Regions from separate parts of the Homo sapiens genome. Here region 1 is linked to region 2. A link is an interaction called in ENCODE POLR2A ChIA-PET data of the cell type or tissue named here. Cell type or tissue: K562. All regions are shown on one strand. Region 1 overlaps CUL9 (cullin 9). Region 2 overlaps PTCRA (pre T cell antigen receptor alpha).

Region 1 (2,500 bases), 300 kb before region 2:
TGAGAAGGAGGTAGAGGGCATGGGGCCTTTGGACCCAGCATTCCTTCCACTGATGCTCTGGGAGGGCCAAGCTCCTGCTAGGACTGCTCCCCTCCCAGCACAGCACTTCATGAAACACTGCCTTTGTGAGTTCACCCACAGATGGTCTCCAGGGATACGGGGTACCAGGTGAGGCACACGACCCTGTGCTTAAAGAGCTTACAGAATCTATGTCTTTTCTGCCCATGTGACTTACCAGTCAGTAAGCAACCTGAGGACAGGACTCACAGTTTAGACTCAGCATCAGTGCATTAGAGCTGGAGAGAGCCTGGGAGAGCCCTTGCTCCAGTGACCCCAATCCCCTGATGCCCACTCTTAGGATTTCAAATCCCTATCTGGGAAGTACAGTCTGGAAAAGTTCCCCAAGTGATTCTGATAGGCACCTGACCAAATACCCTTGATGTGGGCTAGCCAACCCCTTTATTTTGTAGGAATCCCCAGGAGGTGAAGTGATAGGGTCCAGCAGCATCAGGCAGGTTGGCCCAAAAGCCGGGATGTGCGCCCAGGTCTAACATCCATTCACCCGCTTTGCTGCCTTTCCTTCTGGACTCGCCCCAGGGCAGGGGCTGTGCTGGGACAGGAGGACCTCAACTCCCGCAGAATGCAGGAGCAGAAGGGGTCTGGGCCGGGCAGTACCTGGGCAGAATGCTGCAGGATGGCAAGCAGCCTCTCCTGGATCCGCCGGAGCAGCTCCATGCCCGTGCTGAGGCAGTCGGCCCGCAGGAGGCGCAGGGAGGAGGCCAGGTCTCTGCACCGCAGCAGGGTTTCCTCTGCAGAGGGGGCAGGCACAGAGGCTCCCTCCCTTCTCATTCTCATCCATTCCTTCCTCCAACAAACACCTATGGAACGTCTACCAAGCACCAGGTGCAGCTCTAGACATTCTCATGAAGCTCCCTAGGGGAGCAGGGTAAAGACCAGAAACCAAGAAACATCCACGAACATCTGCGCCCTTGGGCACCTTACAATGTAGGCTTTCGACCTGAGCTTTAACAGCCAGGCAGTGAGAAGGCCATGAAGAATGAAGAGGAAGAGGAGAGAGGGAAGGTAAGGGTGCCGCTTGACCTGTCTGGGAGGGGCCGGGCTGTGCAACAGAGGGGAGGAGGCAGGAGGAGGGCCTGGCTGGCAGGGGTGGCTCACCCAGGAGGATCTGCAGGGCATTGGTGTGCAGCTCCAGGTTCTCTGTCTGCTGCTCCACCACATCCATGTACTCTGCGTCCTGGCTGTAGAAGCTGTACACGCAGGCGTAGGCCAGCACCTGCAGGGGCTCCCATCAGCTCTCCCGCCTGCCCTCTCCTCATTCCCTTCACCCAGGCAAGTCCGATGAAAGCAGCCAAGCCCCCCAGACCCATTTGGCACACCCCTCCCCTGCTCTCTTCCCCCACCCGCTACCACCTTCCGAGCCTGCTCCAGTCCCTGGCAGGCATCATTGAGGAAGGTGAAGGATCTGGGCGGGGGCACTTCATGGATGGCAGACACCCGGTTCCGCAAGTTCACAGCAAACTCCTGTGTGGAGGAAGGTGTATCAGTACCAGCACAGGTGGCGCAGCACCACCTGCCCGGTCAGACCTTCAGCCCACCCCCCTCCACCCCACCACCCCAACCTGCTTCTGCAGGCATCTACCCGCTGTTTCCTCCCGACTCACCCGCGCCTGGTGATGGAAAGTGCACCTCTCATTATAGTCCTGAAACCGCTTCTCCTGGCGAGCTGCCTTGCTTACCTAGCAAGGATACGTTGGGAGGGCTATTGGGTGTTTTGTTTGGACAGGAGGGAGTTAATAAGTGGAAAAGCCAACATTCACGGAGGCCTTTCTACACCTCCCCCGATTATCTTCATTCAGTCCTCATGACTGTGTGGAGTAGGTCATATTATTCACCCCTTTTGCAGAGGCTGTTGAGGCTTGGAGAAGTAAATGAACTTGCTCAAAGCCACATGCTAAGCAGCAGAGCCAGGCTCTAAATGCAGGGTCCCTGCTCTTTCCTGCTCTGCCCTGCTGCCTTCTGAGAGTGCCCAGCCCTCCCCAGCCTTTCTGTAGCCACCTCGGTATGAGAAGTCCTGTTCTGGAGCTGAAGGTCCCTGTGAACAGACTTTCCAGCATCTGCAGGCCCAGGTGGCTCTGTCTTCCCCACAGTGAGCCTCTATCCCAACAGCTAGAATGCTGCACTGCACAAGGAGCCCTGTCTGCCCAGGACCTGGTAGCAGCACCCCTCCCCGACGGCTCTGGGCCTCTGCCCTCCCCTAGTGCCCAGCGCCTTACCATGGCAGAGCAGTTGTAATAGTCTTTGTGATTTGGCTTCCAGGACTTGAGGCAGCGCCAGCAGAATCCATGGTTACATTTGGCACAGGTCATGCTATGGAGGAAGCTGGCTGGTCAGGGACTCCTGCCTCTGGGCAGGGGTGTGCCAGGAATGCCAAGGGCCCAGATGTACCGCTGTTGATGCTGTGGCCTCTGCTCCTGCCCTG
Region 2 (2,500 bases):
TTCCTGGCCTTCATTTTATTTTATTCCCCAACAATCATGGGGGTAGGGGTGGGGGCCACGCAGGAATTAATTAGCATCTGATGCAGAGAGTAACTAGCTCAAAATTCTTTTTTTTTTTTTTAGATGGAGTCTCACTCTGTCACCCAGGCTGGAGGGCAGTGGCACGATCTCATCTCACTGCAACCTCCACCTCCCGGGTTCAAGTGATTCTTCTACCTCAGCCTCCTGAGTAGCTGGGACTACAGGCGTGTGCCATCACGCTCGGCTAATTTTTGTATTTTTAGTAGAGACGGGGTTTCACCATGTTGGCCAGGCTGGTCTCGAACTCCTGACCTCGTGATCCACCCACCTCGGCCTCCCAAAGTGCTGGGATTACAGGTGTGAGCCACCGCACCCGGCCTCAAAATTCTCTATTTGGTCGGGAAGCAGAGTTGGACCACAGCCCAACTTCATGACTGTCCGTCCAGGCTCTTTCCATCACCCCAGACAGCCTCCCATTTACACGGCCTCTAATGCTGAGACCCCCCTGCCTGGGCTGCCCAAGGAGGACTCCAAAGACCCCTCTGTTAGCTGTCACCTGTGCTTCTCAACTAATGTCCAGGAATTAGGCTGGGGTCAAAGGATTCACCCCCATCTTATGCTAGGTAGACTGAGGCCCATGCTAGCCAGTGCCCCAACCTAGCATGACAGCCTCTACATGGGACACCTACTGACCTCCAGTGTAAGACCCATTAGGCCAGAGCTGAAGGCCCCACCCCCCGGGCCCAAGGTCCTGGTCCCAGCCTCTTATTCCCCACCCCTTGCCCGGAGTACTCACCCCTGAGAGGCTCCTGGGGGCAGGTCCTGGCTGTAGAAGCCTCTCCTGTTGTCCAGGGAGAAGCGAATGAGTCTTTGGGGATGGGCCATGCACTCTGGAGGGCATCCCCAGTGCTATGCCCAGGCCCTGGCACAGGGTGGGTGTCGAGGCATTTGGGGTAAATGGACAAGTGAGCCAGCAGCAGAAACCCTGAGCCCATTTGCTGCAAGTCCTCTGAAGACCCAAACATCCCTCACTTTGCAGTGTCCCCTGTTCTGTGCCCTGGGGAGGCTGGGGAGCCCGGAACTCTCAGATAAGGAACTGACTGTCTTCGCAGCATTCTTTGGAAGTCAGGGCACTTAGTTAACAAACATTCCCATTTGAAAGATGACAAAATTGAGATAATCCCTAGAGAGGAAGTAAGTCATCTGGTCAGTGATAATAATAGCTGACTGTTTCAAAATACAATGGAGGGGGAAACAAAAATAGCTGGCTTTAGACATGTTGCTTAACCTCCCTGTGCCTGTAAAATTGAGGGAATTATATGACCTGTCTCATAAATGTGAAGTCTGTAGAACACTGCCTGGAACAGAGTAAACACTCAATAACTGGTAGTGATTTGTTAATTAGTTTGGTCCTTATAGGGTGTCATGTACACAGGGTGATTATCTATGTGTGTATAATGAATCCTAGGTGGAAGGAGGCATTTTTATCCTTGGAAGCCATGCTGCAAAGCCTGGATTTCAAACAGATATTGCAGTGGCAAATCCCAAAATTCATGGCCCTGAGGCCACTCTCCCCTGAGCCCAGGTGTCACCTCACCCAGAGGCTCTGCGCTTGGACACCCTTCATGCCTTTGTGGCCTGGAGCCTGCCCTCCCTCCAACCATATCCTGGTGTGTGGAAGGGGACAGGGAGCATCCGCAAGGGCCCAGGCTCCATCCCCACCTGACAGATGCATGGGCTGTGTACTCCTGCTGTGACCCTCAGCCCCAGGCCCAGTGTGGCAGACCAAAGGCTCCCAGGATGCCAGCTCCTCAGAAGGCAGGGAGAGATGGGCCAAGTTGGTCCAGGTGCCATCCGTTGCTGGGGAAGGGCCATAGGTGAAGGCATCCAGTGCACTGCCATTGCCGGCTGAGAACCAGATGGGGCTGTCAAGGCCAGGGGGTGCAACATCAAGGACCAGGCAGACCACCACCATCTGCTGCTTTCCATCCACCAGCAGCATGATTGGTGGGGCCAGAGAAGGAAAGGGTGTGCCGCCCACACCTGCAAGAGAGCATGTACCTGTGGGTGCTAGACCAGCTTTTGGCCTCCCAGGCCAGCATTGTGTTGTAGGCTAGGGTTCTACATTTCTGTCTTTCCATCCATCCATCCTTCCACCATCCATCTACATGTCCTTCTAGCCACTCATCCATTCCTCCTTGCATTTTCCCATCTAGCCACCCTTCCTTCCCTCCATCTGCCCATCCTTTCATTCACTCACCTGTTTATCCATCCTTTCTTCTATCAGCCATCTATCCTCCATGTATTCTTTCTTTCTTTTTTTTTTTTTTGAGATGGAATTTTGCTCTGTTGCCCAGGCTAGAGTGCAGTGGCGCGATCTCAGCTCACTGCAAGTTCCACCTCCTGGGTTCATGCCATTCTCCTGCCTCAGCCTCCTGAGTAGCTGGGACTACAGGTGCCCGCCACAGCGCCCGGCTAA

Evidence for each region. Peaks named below come from ENCODE experiments on the same cell type or tissue, not always from the same donor. Only the 100,000 strongest peaks of a DNase experiment are listed, where the experiment ranks them.
Region 1: POLR2A ChIA-PET joins it to region 2 with 5 read pairs; 8 of 35 experiments call an interaction of 5 or more read pairs at or near these places.

What each region holds. Positions count from the first base shown.
Region 1 is chr6:43,221,573-43,224,072 of GRCh38, reverse strand. It overlaps CUL9 (cullin 9), which reads right to left. Exons shown (of 41, transcript NM_015089.4): 35 at 2,295-2,388; 36 at 1,683-1,757; 37 at 1,432-1,542; 38 at 1,177-1,294; 39 at 676-809. Among named protein-coding and RNA genes, the nearest start is that of DNPH1, 6.7 kb to the left of the region's middle. RefSeq lists an enhancer at 714-1,251. In K562, no CTCF peak of the experiment used is centred here; no DNase peak of the experiment used is centred here.
Region 2 is chr6:42,922,591-42,925,090 of GRCh38, reverse strand. It overlaps PTCRA (pre T cell antigen receptor alpha), which reads right to left. Exons shown (of 4, transcript NM_138296.3): 2 at 1,744-2,064; 3 at 818-862. Among named protein-coding and RNA genes, the nearest start is that of CNPY3, 5.6 kb to the left of the region's middle. In K562, no CTCF peak of the experiment used is centred here; DNase peaks (open chromatin) are centred at 821 and 1,000.